Linked DNA regions of Homo sapiens: region 1 is linked to region 2. Evidence: read pairs that join two places in POLR2A ChIA-PET (ENCODE). Cell type or tissue: IMR-90. All regions are shown on one strand. Links, peaks and the distances in the headings refer to the core of each region. The heading gives the core; the rest is flanking DNA.

What was found. Peaks named below come from ENCODE experiments on the same cell type or tissue, not always from the same donor. Only the 100,000 strongest peaks of a DNase experiment are listed, where the experiment ranks them.
Region 1: POLR2A ChIA-PET joins it to region 2 with 13 read pairs; 2 of 35 experiments call an interaction of 5 or more read pairs at or near these places.

The regions. Positions count from the first base shown.
Region 1 is chr19:13,049,913-13,060,185 of GRCh38, forward strand. The region is part of intron 2 of NFIX (nuclear factor I X); the gene reads left to right. Among named protein-coding and RNA genes, the nearest start is that of NFIX-AS1, 40 kb to the left of the region's middle. RefSeq lists enhancers at 2,785-6,629, 4,432-5,018, 5,606-6,191, 7,366-7,952, 9,969-10,273. In IMR-90, for the core only: a CTCF peak has its summit at 5,504; DNase peaks (open chromatin) are centred at 4,119, 5,509 and 6,299; H3K27ac peaks cover 6,398 bases.
Region 2 is chr19:13,625,827-13,636,099 of GRCh38, forward strand. No RefSeq gene overlaps it. Among named protein-coding and RNA genes, the nearest start is that of YJU2B, 120 kb to the right of the region's middle. In IMR-90, for the core only: no CTCF peak of the experiment used is centred there; DNase peaks (open chromatin) are centred at 4,055 and 7,415; H3K27ac peaks cover 977 bases.

The sequences.
Region 1 (10,273 bases), core at 717-8,716, 580 kb before region 2:
AATATTTAATTGTATGGCTGTGCCACATTTTGTTTATCCATTCATACATTGATGGATATTTGGGCTCTTTCCACTTTGTGGTGTGAGTAATGTTGCAGTAAACATGCATGTACAAGCATTTATGTGGATGTATGTTTTGGATTCTCTAGGGTATATACTTAGGAATTGCCCTGTCCTAGAGTTTCATAACTGCATTCCTTGTGCATCTTGTCTGCCCAGCAGTGCTGTCCCCTTAGTGGGCACCCAGGGTCTCTCTGGGTTGGGCCCCTGCTGACCCTTCCATCACTGCATTTCTTTACTTCTCCTATACTGCATATTCCAGCATTTGGAGCTCTCTATAGCCCCTGAGTGTGCTGTGCTATTCCTGCCTTTGGGCCTCTGCTCATGTGTATCTGGCATGGTCCCTTCCCCTTTTGTCTGACGGCCTCTATCTTTTTACCCCCGGCCTGGCTGTCACCTCCTTGGTGCAGCCTTGTCCCGCATCACTTCTCATCCTCTGAGGCCAGTCCCTCCCTCTGAGGGGGCCTCCATTTTGTCCATTACACACCAGCTTTCAGCTGCAGGGGGGTGTTACCCAGGCAGCTTCTCTGGCTCTGTATCTGTGTGGTTCCTGGCGTCTAGCAGGTGCCAACAAACACATGTGGAATTAACTTTAAGGCACTGCATGTGCTTTTCCAAGTGTGCATGTCACAGATCTGTGTGTGACCCACACAGATTTGTATGTCTGCCCCTGCAGACATACAAATGAATATAGAATCAAGGTGTACCTCCCATTACTCTCTGGACCCCTGGGTGTCGGTGGCCTCATATTTGCTTCTCTGTGACCCAGACAGGACTTGGAGAGCTCTAGAGTGATTCTGAGGAAACCCAGTCCCCTTTAACCCAAACAGGTGACCTAACTGTTCCAGACTACTGGGGAAGCTCTGGTCACAGGGGACATGCGACCTGTCTTTTGGCTCTTTCCCTTCACTCCTCTAAGCATGTGGCTGAGTAGCCTGCAGACAGATGGCCTGTCCCTTCCGTCCTTCCAGACCAGCCCCCTTGGAGATGGCCCTGGGCAGGGAGAAGGCAGGCCCCAAAGCAGCCTCCAGGTCCCGGGAGAAAAGCATAGTTGCTACCCTGGTGTTGTTGGTAATGACTTGGCAGTGGAGGGAGGAGGGTGCATACCTCCAGGAGGATAGTAGCAGGGGAGCCACGGAGTAGCTGCCCCATGGCTTGGGTACTGTGCTGCAGATCTCATCGCTGAAGGTGTGGCTAAGGCTGTCCCACCAGGTGTTTGGGATGCTGTCTGGCCCCTATACCAGCCCCACTCAGGGCCAGAGGGCTCTAAATGAGTCACTCAGCTCTGGCTTTGCCAGGTGGCCCAGGGTAGGGGGATGCCTCAGGTGGGCACATCACGGTGCTGCCAAAGACTCAAGGAGGAAGAGGGGTGTGTCTGGCCACTACCCAGAGCTCACTCAGGGTACTAGGGATGGAAGGGAAGAGGAGGGGAATGCTGTCTGACCTGACAGCATTGCACAAGTCAGCCGTCCTGCAAGGTGGCTCTTTGCTGCTTTTCTTCTCGCTGGTTCTCCCCTGTCCTTCTCTAGCTGGGATTCCAGCTCTAGTCAGCCAGTGACATCTCCCCCGTACCCAGGCCAGTGAGCCAGATTTTTTTCCAAGCCTCAAGTCAGGCAGGTTCGGGGAGGAGACAGCCTCTCAGGCGAGTGAGCTCTAGAGGCCCTTCCTCGGAGAAGCCCAGCCCTCCTCCTCCTCCCTTCTTGGCCCTCTCCTCTCCCTGGGCCTCTTCCCCACGTGGCTCATTACAACTCCAGTTGTTCAGGTCTTGACCTCAAGAGCCTTCCCTATTGACCCCTGACCAGCGATACTAATCTGTGTCAACAGGCCCCAGGGGTTAAAGAAACACAACCCGCCGCTGCCGCCTTAGCAGGTGCCTGGAGGGGGCGGGGCGGCTCCCGGGAGCAGCCGGGCGGCTGCGGGAAGGCACTTCTTAGGCGCCGCCTCCTCCTCACAGCGCCCGCCTTCTCCGCTCCGGCTTCATGCTCTCCAGGTTTCTCCACTTCCTTTGCAGACCTCCCTCCTGCCGATTACCCACTCCTCTGTGCCCCATTTCCCTTCTGTCTTTCCTTTGCTGTCCACTCTGCTTGCAGGATTTGGGACCAAACGCCCTCAGGCATCCAGGTGGTGCCCGGGTTGATATGCAGCTGCCTGCCCTTGCACCTCTGGGGGCTTGTTAAAATGCAGATCCTGGGGCTTGTCCAAGTGGGTAGGTCTGGGCAGGGCTCGTGAATCTGCATTTCCACCTAGTACCCAGGTGCTGTTGGTCCTCCAGGCTTTCCCCCTGCCTCTGCCAGCTGCTGCCTCTCTGAGATGTGCTCTTTTGTCTCCAGGAATGGAGCCATCCTTAGGAGACAGAGGCACACTGCTGGCCATCTAGGCTGGGGGTAGAGCCCAGATGGGAGCCCACCTGGATGGCACGAACCACCTGAGTGATCCCCCTGTTCTCAGAACACAGGTGGGTCACCTGAGGATGTCCTGGTGACGATGCAGGAGCTGCCAGGCAGGACCACCATGAGTCACTGGGGGTCATGCCAGTGAGCTTCCTGCGCTGCTGGCCCTGGCTCTGCTGAGGGCCATGTCAGGGTGAAGGGGGCACACTCCTGGCTTAGATAAGACAATCCAGATTCTCTCAGAGAAACAGTCACATGTCAGACATGTGCCCTTTCTTGGGCTGAACCTAGAGTTGTTCATAGCCTGGCCTTAACCCTGCCGATTCCATATACTGTGCTCATCTCGACCCAGTTGAGGCTGTGCTTCTGTGCTTCTTGGAACGGCTCGGCTCCAGGGCCGTGAGGTTGGCACCCCCTGCACCCGTCCACACACACAGACCAGAGGAGTGAGGATGATGAGGACAGGGACATTAATCACAGTTCTGTTCTGCCTGGCACTGCAGCCCAAGTCCCCAGGAGTCTGTGTCTTCCCATGTTCCCTTCGTCCTGTTCACAGGGAGGTGGAAATCCAGACAGAAACCTGCCTTCTCCTCCATCCCCACTTGAAGCTGCTGGTACTGCCTCTGGCCATCCAGCCTTAAGACGTCCCTTCCTTCCGTGTGGCCCCACAGCCACAGGCTGCCCCTCCTGCACAGTGCACACATGTCTGGCAGGAGATGGCCCAGAGAAGGTGCTAAGCAGAATGCGGGGTAGGGCTTCATCAGGGCCTGGTGTGCTGGGTGGTTTGACAGTGTTTTGTGGGGGTCTTTCCTGTAGCTCCAGGAAACCTAGATGGGGGTCAGGCTGGCTGAGGGAGCACCCTTGGGTGCTGCCCTTTTTCCGAGTGCTCTGCTTCTCTTTGACTTTACTCTCTATCCCCTAGTCACCCCAACCCACTCCTTTTCCTTCTTCCTCTTGGCTGTAGCTCCCTCACAGGGCTGGGGAGCAATAGACAAACTCTCCAAAAATATTTTTTTTAAGTTTCCCAAACTTTTCCAGATGCCAAGAAGGGGCCAGGGAAACTGCAACTGCAGAGGGGGGAAGGGGAGAGGAAATGTTCCAAGGCCTTCCCTCCCTTCCGCCTGGAGGCGAGGATAACTATGGGAGCAGGGTGACTCTGGTGCCCTCAGACAGTCCACCTGGAAGGGAGAAAGGCCCCTAACCATCCCACCCTTGCTACCCTCCAGCCCATCCTCCATCCTCATTCCCAAAGCCCCCAGCAGCATGTAGAGGTAGAGGCAGAGAAGGATGTCAGTGGGGCACCTAGGAACTTCTGGGGTTCAGAAGGGTGGATTTGGGACATATACCCCCACCAGTTGAGGGAGGTCAGGAGCTGAGAAGTAGGAGAATCTGTCCCCAAGGGCTCCCTCCCTGGGAGTCTGGGGCCTGATAGAAGAACCTGCCACTGCTGGGGTTGAGGTGTGGGGGAACAGACAGGAGGGGGTGGTGTGTGAGGACAGTACAGGGATCACTGCCCTCCCCCAGTCCCACCCTCAAGGGGTGCTGCCCCCACCTCTACCATTCTGTCCATCCACTCCCTGGACACCTCCTAAAACAAAGGCCTCTTTGTGGTCCTGGCCTACTGGCCTGCGGCCAGCGGCATTCTTTGCGTGTTTCCTGAGCACGGATCCCAGCTTCGTGGTCAGCTCCTCCCCCACCCAGCCTGCTTCCCGGCCTGACTCCTGGTAGCTCAGAGCAGTCCCCTCTCCTGTCCTGCCCAGGGTCCTCCCCCAGTTCCCGTCTCTACCGTGGACAGATCTGGACAGAGAAGGGAAACTCCCAGGAGCTTGGCCACTGGGCCTTCGGTGGGGGTTGGGGGACAAGTGGAGGTTCAACTCCATCCCAGCTCCAGCTGACTTTGGTGGGTTTCGCCGAGCCTCTGTTGATATGTTCTCATCTGTAAAGATGGGGAAAATAACCACCCCTTGGGGCTATCAGGCAGATTCAATGTCTCCAAAACACAGAGCTCCTGCTTGCCGCAGAGTGGAAGAGGCAGTGTGTAACTCGAGCTCCCCATTTCTGCACTGCTCCCTGGGTTCCTAGGGGGCTGGAGGTGGGCTTGGTGGGCGGCTGAGGAGCTCAGAGGAGTCTCCAGAGTCTTGGGTGGGACGTTTCCCTGCACTCCTGTGGGTGCCCCAAACCTATGGCCCACTCCTGGGAGTGCTGAGGCCAGTACCCCAGGGAGTCCTACTCCAAGAGTCGGAGCTGGGTCCGTAGCAAGTGGCCTGCCTGTCCTAGGCCTGGTCTTGCTCTGTGTGCCCCCAGCCCCTCCTGGCATCCATGTCACTCTGTAACAGCAGTGGGGTGTCCTCCCTGGGTTAGGCATACAGGGTGGTTGGTGCCTAGAGCCCTGAAAATAGCAGACCTGAGGAGGGCGGGGGTAGGGGGACCAAGGAGGGATGGCCCAGCTTTTGGAGAACACTTTCGAATGTCAGCAGATGCACACCCTTCAGTCACCAGCCACAGTCACACACAGAGACACACACAGTCCTAATGAAGTCCTAGATCACTGCTTTGGGGGGTTTTCCCCCCCTCTTGTTAAAAAATGTTCATAATTTGGAAAGAAAAGGAGCTTTTTACAAGCTGGCGGCTCTAGAGAACTTTCCGTCGGTTCTTTCTGGCCTCGTGATGGGTGGGGCCCACTTTTCCCTTCCTTCTCTCTCTCCCCCGCTCTCCTAATAATCCCCCCTTTCCAGCCTCACCAAACACACACACCCTTTAGGAGACCTCCCGCCGGCTGTCACCCCAAGAAAGCTGGAGGAAAGCCGAGGACCTGTCTGTGCCCTCCTGGGCCCCATCCAAGCGCCAGGCACAACCCTCCCCCCCTCCCCACTCCTCCCTCCCACTTAGAGGTTGGCCCCCACAGGCCTAGAGTCTTCAGATTGCTAAGCTTCCCAGAATCTGTGCCTGGACCCAGGCCCAGCAGCCTGCCTGCCCTTCCCCGAGGGCCTGCCCCACTCTCCCGCAGGGTGAGGGTCCCCCGAGTCCTTCTTGCATCCGGGGGCCCCGCCAGGGAGGGCAGTGCTGAGCTCACCGCCTCGGCATCTGCCCTCCCCCTGCCTCTGGTGCGAGGGCCGGCCGCACTCCCGCCAGTGCCTTGCTCCCTAATAGCTTTTTAAGTCCAACCACATGTGTCTGTGGAGTGAGGAGCCGCCCCTCACGGGGCCTCGGCTCTCCTCCTCCCTCAGCCAAGACCACCCTCCACTTGGAGCAGCCTCAGGGCTGGGGGAGGGGGGGGTCTGCCTCCTGAGAGCCCATCTGCTCGCCCCGGGCCTAGCTGAGGAAGAAGGGGGCGGGGGTCTCTTTTGGGAGTGTCGCGTGAGGCCAGCCCTCAGGCTCGGCTGGCCCCAGGTTCCCCAGCCTCTCCTCTGGGTCCTGCAGTCTAGGATCCTCTCTCTCTGTAGGGCAGGCCAGGAGGGACTGGCTTCTGGGTGTGGGAGCCTGGGTGAGGAGTCCTCATCTCACCTCGCGCCTCCCTGGCCAGGGACTTTGGCCAGCAAATCTCTCCTTGCACCCAGCCCCACGGAGGTGACCCCCCAGTCGCCCCTCAACTCAATATACGTGTGGTTCCCTGTGCGTGTGAGTGGTCTGTGGGGAGGCCTGTGGGGTGCGGTTTCGCAGGAGGGGAGTGAGGGCTGAAAAGCAACGAGCTAGCAGGCTTGGGGTCCTAATGAGAAAATTGCTTCCAGCCAGGGAGCCCTGCTCTGCGGCTGAAATTGCATCCAGCCCCAGCCAACTTTGCTGCCGCAGTACCCGCCCTTCGGAAGGAGTTGGGGAAGCAGGCGGGCAGGGGGAGGAGCGGGCTTTGCACATGACTCAGGCCCCCCCACCGCCCCGTTCTATATGAACACACCTTGAAGAGTCTCTTCTGCCTCACGGGGAGGAGCTTGAGGGTCAGGCTTGGCTCTGGACCCGACCGTTTGATCCTTGGGAGGCAGAGGAGGGAGTGGGGAGGGATTTCCTTTCTGTTTTGCTCAGTTCTGCTGCACTTATGAGGTGCTCACTGTGTGCAGAGGGCTTGGAGAGGTGAGCTTGCATAGGCTGGGCCCACATAGGGTGGGCCCACCCACCCGGTGGTATTCACTCTTACTGTTAAAGGGTGTTAGGAGCACTTTGTTTTCACAAAGATCCTGCGTGGAGTCCCGCCTTCTAGGATGCTTCATTTGAAATTCGGCCTCCCTGGAGTGGGGTGGGACCCTCTTGCCTGTCCTTCCACTCGGGAGCCCAGTGCCTACACCCGAGGCCAGGGAACCCAGGGGTGAAAACCTGGCTTAGCTACATTCTTCTTTCTGTTCCTCACTTACTTGGACCATTGAGCAGAATCAGCTGCAGAATTTGTGGGGCCCAGTGCAAAATGCAAACTCAGGGCACCTTGTTCAAAAATTAAGAATTTCAAGACAGCAACAGTGGAAGTCAAGGTTATGAAGCCAGCCCTGCTTCCAAGGAAAGCTGGTACCACCCAGCAGCCCACTGGTTCAGGGGCTGTGGCCTTTGCCCTGATCTGAAACAGGAGGTTCCACCTGCTTGTTTCCTGGATCCTGGGGAATCTCTTCCCAACCTGGGACGGTGGTCTCCCTGCTGCTGCATCCCTCAGAGACTCTAACTTTCTGGATTTTAGAGATGTTGCTTAGGGAGGAGGGCTATGAGGGGAGGGAACAGAATGAGAATGGATCACACCTTCAGTGCTTAGAGAGTCTCAGGGCAAGGCCGCACTTGTCACCCTTAGGTGAACCTGACAGTGGAACCATATCCCTGGTGAGGTGGAACCTGCAGCCTGCTGGGCCCAGCCAGTAGCGGGTCAGTGGGACCTTCCCCTCCTCGGGTGGAGCCTCCCCCACCAATGACAAGTTCTGACGGCTGTGCCTGTGCAGAGCGGGGAGCGAGCAGGAGTGCTTGGAGGGAGGGAAGCAGGCAGGAGGAAGGAAACAACCCCATTGTCATCCCCCAAATTACTGGCTGGGATGGCAGGGGAGGAGGCGGAAAGCCGACATTGTTTACTTAATTAAAAGTAAACAACAATTTGCCGCTGCCAGCCTCCCATTAGCTGTGTGCGAGGAGCCCTACGAGCTGCAGACTCGGCTTTCGCTCCCACCAAGCCGGCTCCTGATGCCACACCCCCAGCCTCGGCTCCCCAGGGCCCCGGGCCCTCCCCTGCTCATGTCCTCCTCAGGCTGAGGAGAGGGGAACAAGCTATTAAAAGTAAATAAATACATAAAAAGAAAACCCACTAGTGTCTCAGAGTCCTGTGGGTCAGGATAAGAATGTCAGAAACTGTCATGTGGCAGGCCAGCATGGGGCCTAGAGACCCCTGAGTGTGTACACTGAGGTCTGGTTGTGGTGGGCTGGGCAGGGCAGGGGGCACTTCTTTGTCCAGTAAGCCAGATGTTGGACTACCTGGGGAAGGCAGCCCCTCCCTTCCTCCCTCCCTCCCCGCAACCGAGGCCCTAGTCTATACTACCTGGAAGCCTGGGCCTCTCTGCCCCAACTCCCACTTTTTCCTTTTCCCTTTTAGCAGCTTATAAACATCCTTCTCCCATCTTTTTGGCTCTGCTCCCAGAAGGGGGCTGTTCAGGGATCCTGGAGGGCTGGGGAGAGAGGCAAGCTCCTTGGGGCCTGAGGGGAGAAAGACAGCTGGAACTGGCCCCACCCCCAGGACAGTACAGCTACAAGTGACCCTAGGAACAGGGGAGGGGGTTGCCCTAAGTTGGGGTGAGGTGGGGACCCTCCCAGCTCCTGCTTCTCTGGAGCCTTCAAGCAGGAGGGGTGGTTGGATGGCAAGAGGGGTTTTGCATGGGCTTCCACCAGGCTCCAGGGGCTAAGCAGGACACCTTTCCAGGGATCTGTCCTCAGGAAAGCCCTCACCTCTCCTGTAGGCCCTGCCTGCAATTATGTAGAGCACAGGCTTCCATCTGGACCTCGGTAGGCATGACCTGAGGCCCATGACTTTAAAAGCTCAGGATGTGCGCTGGGCGCAGGAGCTCACATCCGTAATCAATGCCAGCACTAGGAGGCCCAGACCAGAGGGTCGCTTGAGCCCAGGGGTTCGAGACCAGCCTGGGCAACATAGGGAGAACTTGCCTCTTCTAATAGTTAAAAAGGGGTGGTAGCATGCACCTGTGGTCCCAGCTACTTGGGAGGCTAAGTAGCTGGGACCACAGCTGCATGCTACCACCCCCAGCTAATTTTTTAGGAGAGCTAGGAGGGTCCTTAAGCCCAGGAGTTTGAGGCTGCAGTGAGCTATGATGGCACCACTGCATTCCAGCCTGGGTGACAGAGCAAGACCCTGTCTCAAAAAAAGCAAAAAAGAAACAGAAAAGAAAAAAAGCTCAGGGCCCGGATACTGCAGGGAGAGAAGTACAGGAGCACATGAAACGTACCCAGCTTTATGAAACCATTGCTGAGCCTCCTTCTGGGGGCCAGACAGGCAAGGTGGGGAGGGGTAGGTCTGAGAAAAGAGCTAGACTGAGTGAATGAAACAGCCCCAATCCCCAGGGTGTGGGGGTTGAGAACCCTGGTCTGGAGTTGGTCCCTCCAGGAAGATGTAGGTCCCCACTCTTCCCCGGAGCCACCGTCTCACCTTTCTCTTGTCCCATCCCCCATCCTCATTTGCCTCCTCTCATCTTAGTCCTCCACCATTAGGATTCACACATCCACATGCACGTGCACACAAGCGCATAGATCCCGGGATTCGTGCACATCGGGATTTTCACATGCACTCACACACATAGACAAATCTGGGAAGTCTGTCCCATACTTAATTGAATTAAAGGACTGGGGTTTGGCAGGACATTGTGTATCTGAGCTGCAGCCTCTTGCAGCCGTTTCAAGGGCTGATGGTTCAGTCTCCCTGTAATTCCAGCCGCTGCTGCTCCCTGTGGGCAGGTGGCTGGGTCTGCGCCTGTCGCCTCTCCCCTTCCCCTTCTCTCTCCTTTTACTTCCTAGGCCAGAGCCCCCCAGCACAGGGCCTGGGGAGGCTGGGGACACCCAGTGTATTCCTCCTCCCTTCTCCCACTTGCATTCTGGGAGCTAGTGGGAGGTTAGGGCCTCCTGAGGAGGAGGTACCCCCAGCGTGAGGCCAGGGGACTGTCAGAATAGAACAGTCCAGGCAAATCCCTCCTTCCAGGTTTTCTGCTGCCCATTCTTGGAGTGGGAGCTGGAGGCTGCTTGCCACTGGTTGGAAAGTGGACACACTTCTTGGCCAAGTGTAAGCCACCTGGCTTTAAAAGGTGGAGAGTCTGGTCTAAGGACTTTGGGGAACCCTACTGGAGTGGCCAGGAGCCATAATGATTGGGGGAGTGGTGCCAGCAGATGGGGTGTGCTGCAGGGCAAGAGGGATGCTTTTTTTTTTTTTTTCTAATTTGATTTAATTAGAATTCTTTTTTTTTTTTTTTTTTTTTTTTGAGACGGAGTCTCACTCTGTATCCCAAGCTGGAGTGCAGTGGTGCGATCTCGGCTCACTGCAGCCTTTGCCTCTGGGGCTCAAGCGATTCTCTTGCCTCAGCCTCCCAAGTAGCTGGGACTAGAGGCATGTGCCACCACACCCGGTTAATTTTTTTTGTATTTTTAGTAGAGACGGGGTTTCACCATTGTTGCCCTGGGTGGTCTCGAACTCCTGAGCTCAGGCGATCCACTCGCCTCAGCCTCTCAAAGTGCTGAGATTACAGGCATGAGCCACCGCACCCGGCCAAGAGGAACGCTTTTGGCCTCCATTTCTTCCCTCCACTTCAGCCTCTGCTTTGGCAGGCTCTGGGGTGGGAGTAAGCCTGTTCTCAGCTCCCCTTTAC
Region 2 (10,273 bases), core at 727-8,726:
ATGGTTTTCACAACATCGTGAATGTGCTATGGAATTGCATTTTATTTTATTATTTATTTATTTACTTATTTATTTATTTTTGAGACAGAGTCTTGCTCTGTCGCCCAGGCTGGAGTGCAGTGGGGCAATCTTAGCTCAATGCAACCTCCGCCTCCTGGGTTCAAGCAATTCTCCTGCCTCAGCCTCCCGAGTAGCTGGGATTACAGGCGCCCTCCCCCATGCCCGGCTAATTTTTGTATTTTTAGTAGAGACGAGGTTTCACCATGTTGGCCAGGCTGGTCTCAAGCTCCTGACCTCAAGTAATTGCCTGCCTCGGCCTCCCAAAATACTGGGATTACAAGAGTGAGCCACCGCACCTGGCCAGAATAGCATTTTAAAATAGTTAAGTTTATGTTATGTGAATTTCACCTCTACTTAAAAAAAAAATCCCACCAGAAAAGAAGGGAAAAGATACACCCGAAGAGCAGAAAACTGCTAATTGGCCACGCACGAGGGTGGCTCATGCCTGTAATCCCAGCACTTTGGGAGGCTGAGGCAAGAGAATCGCTTGAGCCCAGGAGTTAGAGACTAGCCTTGGCAACATGGCAAAAACCTGTCTCTACAAAAAAATACAAAAATGCGTGCCTGAGTTCCCAGCTACCTGAGAGGTTGAGGTGGGAGAATCACCTGAGCCTGGGAAGTTGAGGCTGCGGTGAGCTATGATCATGCCATTGCACTCCAGCCTGGGCGACAGAGCAAGACCTTGTGGAAGGGAAGGGAAAGGAAGGGGAAAGGGAAGGGGGAAGGGAAAGGGGAAGGGGAAGGGAAGGGGGAAAGAATGGGAAGGGAAGGGAGGGGAGAGGAGGGGAGGGAAGGGGGGAGGGGAGGGGAGGGAAGGGAAGGGAACAAGAAAATAATATTTGCTTCTAAAACTGTTATGGTTTGGCTGTTTGTCCCCGGTAAAATTCATGTTGAAATTGAATCCCCAATATGGCAGTACTGGGAGGTGGGAAGCGGGGAGGGAGGGGAGGGGAGGGGAAGGGAGGGAATTGCTAATTGGAGAAGCTGGGTGATAGGGCCTTGGGGATTTGCTGTATTTTTTTCATTGTATTCTCTCTACTTCTCTACTTTGTGTATATTTGAAATTTTGTTTCTGTTTTTGAGACAAGATCTCATTCTGATGCCCAGGATGGAGTGCAGTGGTACAATCATGGCTCACTGCAGCCCAAACCTCCTGGGCTCAAGCAATCCTCCCGCCTCAGCCTTCTGAGTGGCTGGTACTATAGGCTCACGACACCATGTCCAGCTAATTTTTTTGATTTTTTGTAGAGATGGGGTCTCGCTATATTGCCCAGGCTAGTAATTTTCTATATTTGTTTTGTTTCCTTTTCTTTTCTTTTTTGTTTTTATTTTATTTTATTTTATTGAAATTTTCTATTTTAAAGAGACGTCTGGGAAGTGTGGATTAAGAAGAATGCAGCCCATGTCAGTGGGTTTAGACCAACAGACAATTTTGGCTGGACACAGTGGCTCACGGCTGTAATCCCAGCACTTTGAGAGGCCGAGGTGGGTGGATCACCTGAGGTCAGGAGTTTGAGACCAGCCTGACCAACATGGTGAAACCCGGTCTCTACTAAATACAAAAAACTAGCCGGGCATGGTGGTGCATGCCTGTAATCCCAGCTACTTGGGAAGCTGAAGCAAGAGAATCACTTGAACCCAGGAAGCAGAGGTTGCAGTGAGCCAAGATTGCACCACTGCGCTCCAGCCTGGGCAAGAAGAGCGAAACTCCATCTCAAAAAAAAAAAAAAAAAAAAAAAAACCAGATTGGGGGATTTCTATGTGGGTGAGTCCAGCCCGTAGTTCAGCAGCTGGGGAGCCACTAGGATGGGAAGCAACTCAAAGCAAAGCTGGTGGGATTTTCCCCAGGCCAGGAGGCCTCCAGGTCCGTCACCTACACTGGAGTGTAGAGAAGAAGCCAGCCCTGGGGTCCCTCGGCCTGGAGAACAAAAGGACTCAATCCACCCTGCCAGCCTGGGACCCTGCCCAAGCTTCATCTCCACATCAGTAAAACCAGGCTAATCCTTCATACCTGGTGGGGATTTTGTGAGCATTAAATGAGATCGTGTTAAAAAGGAACAACAAGAAAATAATATTTGCTTCTAAAACTGTTATGGTTTGGCTGTTTGTCCCTGCTAAAATTCATGTTGAAATTGAATCCCCAGTATGGCAGTACTGGGAGGTGGGACCTTTACAAGGTGACTGGGTCATGACAGCCCTCATGAATGGACTGATTCATTTATGGATTAATGAATTAATGGGCTAATGGATTAAGGGGTTGTTATGGAAGTGGGACTGGTGGCCTTATGAAAAGAGAAAGATGAGCCGGGGGCAGTGACTCATGCTTGTAATCCCAGCACTTTTGAAAGCCAAGGCAGGAGGATTGCTTGAGGACAGAAGTTTGAGACCAGCCTGGGCAACATAGTGAGACCCCTGTCTCTATTTTTAAAAGGAGAGGAGAGGGGAGGGGAGAAGAGGGGAGGGGAGAGGAGGAGAGGGAAGGGGAAAAGGAAGAGAGACCTGAAGCTTGAGACCAGCCTGGGCAACATAGTGAGACCCCTGTGTCTATTTTAAAAAGAAAGAGAGGAAAGGAGAGGAGAGGAGAGGAGAAGAGGAAGAGAAACCTGAGCTTGCACACTCAGCTCCTCACCATGCCATCCCCTGCACCGACTTGGGACTCTGCAGAATCCCCACCAACAAGGAGCTCCTCCTCAGATTTGGCCTCTTGACCTTGAACTTCTCAGCCTCCGTAACTGGAAGAAATTAACTCCTTTTCTTTATAAATTACCCAGTTTCAGGTATACTTTTTTTTTAAATGAGACAGAGTCTTGCTCTGTCACCCAAGCTGGAGTGCAGTGGCGCGATCATGGCTCACTGCAGCCTCAACATCTCTGGCTCAAGTGATCCTCCCACTTCAGCCTCCCGAGTAGCCGGGACTACAGGCGTGCGCCACTCTGCCCAGCTGATTTTTTAAATGTTTTATAGAGATAGGGTTTTGCCGTGTTGCCCAGGCTGGTCTCAAACTCCTAGGCTCAAGCAGTCCTCCCACCTTGGCCTCCCAAAGTGCTGGGATTACAGGAGTCAACCACCATGCCCAGCCCAGTTTCAGGTATTCTGTTATAAGCAACAGAAAGAGGGCTAAGACAAAAACCATCTCTGAAAGACACATGAAAATCAATCATAGGGGTCCGCTTTTCTCTGCTTATTTTTTTATATTTAGGGAATTTTAAACCATGTGAGTACGATATGGATTATATGAGTTAATGCATATGTTAAATAGCTTGATTTAGCCATTGTATAATGTATGTATATATATCAAAACATCCATAAGTATATATACAATTTTTACTTGTTGATTTAAAAATTTATTTAATTAAAACGTGAGATCATGCATGTCAAGAGACATCATACTTTTTTTCTTTTTTTTTTTTTTGGTAAAAGGCCAGATAATAAAAATCCTAGGCTTGGCCAGGTCCGTTGGCTCATGCGTGTAATCCCAGCACTTTCGGAGGCCAAGGCAGGTGGATTCCCTGAGGTCAGGAGTTTGAGACCAGCCTGGCCAACATGGTGAAACCCTGTCTTTACTAAAACTACAAAAAATTAGCCAGGCATGGTGGTGCGCGCCTGGAATCCCAGCTATTCTGGAGGCTGAGACAGGAGAATCGGTTGAACCTGGGAGGCGGAGGTTGCAGTGAGCCGAGATCACGCTGCTATACTCCAGCCTGGGTGACAGGGTGAGACTCTGTCTCAAAAAAAAAAAAAAAAAAAAAAGGAGAAATTTGTTCCTAGTATAACATAAGACGTGGTTATTAAAGTGCCTCGTGAACTCAAAAATGCTATGTCACATAAGCTGTCATTATTATGCAGGGAGTCATAAGTCTATGCAATTAGCATTGAATTTTCCTGTTTTTAAATCACATGACTTGTATGAGTCACTTCGTGATCAACATAAATAGTCATCCTGGTTTCCTTAGAAGTCCTTTGAAAATGTCAAAAAGTTCTACTTTTCCTCTTACGCAAATGAGACCATCCTGAGTCAACCATCTTTTAAACTCTTGTGTTTTTTGCCAGAGTTGGTGACCATGAATAGATTGAATGATTGGCCCTGATGAGTCACTCTCTCCTGTGTGCCTATCTTTGCGATGGTCTCATCATGGGTGGTGGGTACTTCTCCATGGCTTGGCCTTAGGCTTGGCCACGTGACTTGCTTCAGTCAATGGTAGGTGGGCAGAAATGGCAAGGAGTGAGTTCCAAACCAGGATTCAGAAGCCACATGTGTTTCTGCCTGCCCTCTTGCACCTCTGCTCCCACCACGGAAACAACTGTCCCAGGAGGAAGAGGAGGGACACGTGGAGCAGAGGAGTCACCCAGCTGAGCCCCAGCCAGATCAGCCAAACCCAGCTGGTACACATGTGCATGGGGAATAAATGACTATTGCTTTAAGCCACTAAGTTTTGGGGTCATGTATGATGCAGCTGTGATGGTTAATTTGGGGTCAGCTTGACTGGGTTAAGAGATACCCAGATAGCTAGTTACACCTTATTTCTGGATGTGTCTGTGTTTTTAGAAGAGATTCGTGTTTGAATCTGTAGACTGAGTAAAGAAGATTCAGCCTCCTCGATGCAGTGAGTATCTTCCAATCCACTGAGGGCAAGGATAGAACAAAAAAGCAGAAGAAGGGGAGATATCTCCATTTCGTGCCTCAGCCTCCTGAGTAGCTGGAATTACAGGCTAGGGCCACCATGCCCGGCTCGTTATTTTTTGTATTTTTAGTAGAGGCGGGGTTTTACCATGTTCGTTCATGCCTATAATCCCAGCACTTGGGAGGTCAGGAGCTAGAGACCAGCCTGGCCAACACGGTGAAACCCCATCTCTAATAAAAGCACAAAAAATTAGCCAAGTGCGGTGGCACACGCCTGTAATCCAGCTACTTGGGAGGCTGAGGCTGGAGAATTGCTTGAACCCGGGAGGCAGAGGTTGCAGTGAGCTGAGATTGCCCCACTGCACTCCAGCCTAGGTGACAGAGGGAGACCCTGTCTAAAAAAAAAAAAAAAAAAAAAAAAAAAAAAAGGAACTTCTGTCCAGTAGCCAAAGTCTGGGCACCTTCTCTATGATTCCAATTGGTTTTTCAACTCTGCCTTCAAAAAAAAAAAAAAAAAAAAAAAAAAAAAAAAAGGCCAGGCACAGTGGCTCATGCCTGTAATCCCAGCACTTTGGGAGGCCAAGGTGGGTGGATCACGAGGTCAGGAGATGGAGACCATCCTGGGTAACATGGTGAAACCCCGTCTCTACTAAAAATACAAAAAATTAGCCGGGTGTGGTGGCACACACCTGTAATCCAGCTACTCGGAAGGCCGAGGTAGGAGAATCACTTGAACCCAGGAGGCAGAGGTTTTAGTGAGCCGAGTTTGCGCCACTGCACTCCAGGTGGGCTACAGAGCGAGACTCTGTCTCAAAAAAAAAAAAAAAAAAAAAAAAAAGCCAGGCGCGGTGGCTTACGCCTGTAATCCCAGCACTTTGGGAGGCTGAGGCGGGCGGATCACGAGATCGGGAGATTGAGACCATCCTGGCTAACACAGTGAAACCCCGTCTCTACTAAAAACTACAAAAAATTAGCCGGGTGTGGTGGTGGGCACCTGTAGTCCCAGCTACTTGGGAGGCTGAGGCAGGAGAATGGTGTGAGCCCGGAAGGCGGAGCTTGCAGTGAGCCAAGATCATGCCACTGCACTCTAGCCTGGGCAACAGAGCAAGACTCCATCTCAAAAAAAAGAAAGAAAAGAAAAGAAAGAAAAGATGCTGGAAGCAAAACCATTTAGAAAGCAATGTCATGTGTTGATCCAGTTAGAAAACTGGGAGGGCCTTGGTCAGCCAGTCCAGGAACGAGGCAGAGAATACTACCTCACTTACCTCCAAGGGCCCATGCAAAAAACAGAGGGCACATTCAAACTGGGTAATCTGAGAAGCATTTAATAAAATATATTTACAGCAAAGGCTGGATCGGTTGGATAATGCAACAGCAACTACAGGAAGCTGTTACCACCCACACCTGAAGGGGTGAAGAAGAGAAGGTTCTAGGCTCCACAGACACAGGGAGAATTGTGCAGAAAAGGCAGCCTGAAAGAGGGACGCACACAACCCATAGCAACCTGAAACAGAGGAAGCCAAGGAAATAAATTTAAATTCCCTTAACTGGCCGGGCGCGGTGGCTCATGCCTATAATCCCAACACTTTGGGAGATCGAGGTGTGTGGATCTCTTTAGGTCAGGAGCTTGAGACCAGCCTGGCCACCATGGTGAAACTCTGTCTCTACAAAAAATACAAAAATTATCCGGGTGTGGTGTCAGGTGCCTGTAATCCCAGCTACTCGGGAAGCTGAGGCAGGGAGAATCACTTGAACCCAGGAGGTGGAGGTTGCGGTGAGCTGAGATCACGCCACTGCACTCCAGTCTGGTTGACAAAGTGAGACGACTACGTCTCAAATAAATAAATAAATAAATAAATAATAAATAAATAAGATAAATTCCCTCAACCTCACCCTTCTCCCACTTTTTTTTTTTTTTCTGCTCTGTCACCCAGGCTGGAGTGCAGTGACAGGATCATAGCTCACTGCAGCCTCGACCTCCTGGGCTCAAGTAATCCTCCTGCCTCAGCCTCCCAAGTAACTGGCACTACAAGTATGTGCCACCATACTCAGCTAATTCTTCCTTCCTTCCTCCCTCCCTCCCTTCCCTCTCTCTCTCCTTCCTTCCTTTTTTTTTTTTTCTCTTTCTTTTCTTTTTCTTTCTTTGGAGAGATGGAGTCTCCCTATGCTGCCCAGGCTGGTCACAAATTCCCGGCCTCAAGCAATGCTCCCCGCTCAGCCTCCCAAAGTGCTGGGATTACAGGCATGAGCCATCGCACCTTCTCTCACTTTTCATCTGTGAGTAACTCCCATTGGCTGAGCCAACCAAAAGCCAGTGGGCAACAGAGCCCAATGATGTTGTCTTTTGGGGTCAGCCTCAGGAACAGAAGAGGGTAGAAGGTGAGGAAGAGTAGAGCTGGAAGGAAAAATGGACTTTACCCACTTTCTCTTAACCAGTTCTCAGCTGACAAAGCATCTTCAGCACTTTCTGCATCCCTGCAATTCAGGTCATCTTTCTCAGCAGCCTGCTTGGCTGATCTGATTCCTTTTTCCTTCTCTGGCTACCAAAGGAAACAGATACAAAAGGGAAAATTGATTTTCCAGGGAAGCCTCCAGTAAGCCTCAAGGACAATCCCATTTATGCATTTATGTTCCTCGTGACATCTGGTTTTGAGCCAGTCCCGCTGTGGGTGGAGTGCTGTTACTATACTGTTTATGTTCTGATCGTATTTCTCTTGGCCCAGAGAGCAGGCAGCTGGCCAAACATATAATGCCCTCCATGGGGGCAGAGGTCTCTCTCTGAGCCCAACAGCTGAGCCCCGCACACAGAGCGCTACTGGGAAATTTGACACCATCTACCATCAGCAGAATGAATGCCTTTGCCATTGGCCCAGGCAAGAAAATCGTTGCTTGCATATCCTGGGCAAAGTCTAGTTATGCATTAACAGTGACAGAAGGACAATTAGGATGCAGGAAACCAAGAAATAATATGTGAGATAAAGTGTACACTCTCCTTGCCTGTGTGAGCCAATTGTTTAAACTGCAAGAAGACACACAGGCTCTGAAATCGAATCCTTCTGTGCTCAGACCCCAACTTTATCACTTCCTGGTGCCATGGTCTCTCTTCCTTTCCTTCCTTCCTTCCTTCTTTCCTTCCTTCCTTCCTCTCTGTCTCTCTCTCTCTTTTCCTTCCTTCCTTCCTCTGTCTCTCTCTTTTCCTTCCTTCTTTTCTTCCTTCCTCTGTCTCTCTTTTCCTTCTTTCTTTCCTTCTTTCCTTCCTTCCTTCCTCTCTTTCTCTCTTTTCCTTCCTTCCTTCCTCTGTCTCTCTCTCTTTTCCTTCCTCCATTCCTTCTTTCCTTCCTTCCTTCCTCTCTCTTTTTCCTTCCTTCTTCTGTCTCTTTTCCTTCCTTCTTTCCTTCCTTCCTCTCTCTCTTTTCCTTCCTTCCTTCCTCTGTCTCTCTCTCTTCTCCTTCCTTCCTTCTTCTGTCTCTCTCTTTTCCTTCCTTCCTTCCTTCGCGCGCGCGCGTGTGTGTGTGTGTGTGTGTCCACTGCCTATGTTCAAAATTCTCCTCCTTCTATGAGGATACCAGTCATATTGGATTAGGGATTGCCAGGGTTTGAATGCATGTGTGCACCCAAATTGAAATGTTGGACCCTAAGACCCATGCAATAGTGTTAAGCAGTGGGGCCTTTAGAGGTGATTAAGTCCGGAGGACTCTGCCCCTCTGAATGGGATTAGTACCTTAAAAAAGGGCCTGAGGGAACTAGCTAGGGCCTTTGGCCCATCTGTTCTTTTTTTTTTTTTTTTTTTTTTTTTTTTTTTTTTTTTTTGAGACGGAGTCTCCCTCTGTTGCCAGGCTAGAGTGCTGTGGCGTGATCTTGGCTCACGGCAACCTCCAACTCTCTGGTTCAAGGGATTCTCCTGTCTCCACCTCCCGAGTAGCTGGGATTACAGGCATGCGCCACCATGCTTGGCTAATTTTTGTATTTTTAGTAGAGATGGGGTGTCACTATGTTGGTCAGGATCGTCTCGATATCCTGACCTCGTGATCCGCCCGCCTCGGCCTCCCAAAGTGCTGGGATTACAGGCGTGAGCCACCATGCCCGGCTGCCCATCTGTTCTTTAAAAAAAAAAAACAAAACAAAACTTTTTTTGAGACAGGGTATTGCTATGTTGTCCGGGCTGGTCTTGAACTCCTGGGCTCAAGTGATCCTCCTGCCTCTGCCTCCCAAAGTGCTGGCATTAAAGGCACGAGCCACCATGCCTGGCTGCCCTTTTGTTCTTCTGCCACGTAAAAACACAACAACAAGATACCATCTCGAAGGCGGAGGACAAGCCCTCACCAGACACTGAATCTGCTGGTGCCTTGATCTTGGACTTCCCAGCCTCTAGGACCATAAGCAATAAATATCTGTTGTTTACAAATTACCCATTCTCTGGTATTTTGTTATAGCAGCAGGAACGAACTAAGACTAGGCCCACCCCAGTGACCTCATCTTAATGAATTATGTCTCTAATGACCCAAGTTCCAAATAAAGTCACATTCTAGGGTACTAGAAGTTAGGACTTCAACTTATGAACTTTTTTTTAAGACACGAGGCCTGGCTCTGTCACCCAGGCTGGAGTGCAGTGGCGCAGTCATAGCTCACTGCAGCCTCAAACTCCTGAACTCAAGCAGTCCTCCCACCTCAGCCTCCCGAGTAGCTGGGATTACAGGTGTGTGCTACCATGCCCAGCTCAACTTATGAGCTTTCAAAGACATAATTCAACCCATAATGGTAACTTAATCTGAGTCTCAGTCTCCCTGTAAAACAGGCTAAGAACCTTGAATGGACAAATAATCTTGATGAAATGATTATGAAAAAGGGAGGCATTTAAAACAGTTTCTGGCACAGAGTGGGTCCTGAAAAAACCGTCCGGCTAGGAAAAGATGTGCTAAAGACTTCCAGGGGGAGTCCAGGGGTGTAGGAAACACGGAGAAAAGCCTGCAGATAAATCAGTGAGTGACACTAGGTATCATGTAACACTGTCGTCAATTTTGCTAAGATATAAATTACAAGCCAGGCACAGTAACTCATGCCAGTAATCCCAGCACTTTGGGAGGCCAAGGCAGGCGAATCACCTGAGGTCAGGAGTTCAAGACCAGCCTGGCCAACACGGCAAAACCCCATTTCTACCAAAAATACAAAAATTAGCCAGGAGTAGTGGTGCTATCCTGTAATCCCAGCTACTCAGGAGGCTGAGGCAGGAGAATCACTTGAACCCAGGAGGCAGAGGTTGCAGTGAGCTGAGATCACATGACCGCACTCCAGCCTGGGCAACACAGCAAGACTCCATCTCAAAAAAAAAAAAAAAGATATAAATTAGTACAATAAAATGTACCTGAGCTGGCTGCAGTGGCTTACATCTGTAATCCCAAGGACTCAGGAGGCTGAGGCAGGAGGACTGCTTAAGCCCAGAAGTTGAAGACTGCAGGAAGCTGCAATCCTGCCACTGCACTCCAGCCTGGGTGACAGAGTAAGACCCTGTCTCTTAAAAAATGTTTGAGCACGGTGGCTCATGCCTGTAATCCCAGAACTTTGGGAAGCTGAGGCAGGTGGATTACTTGAAGT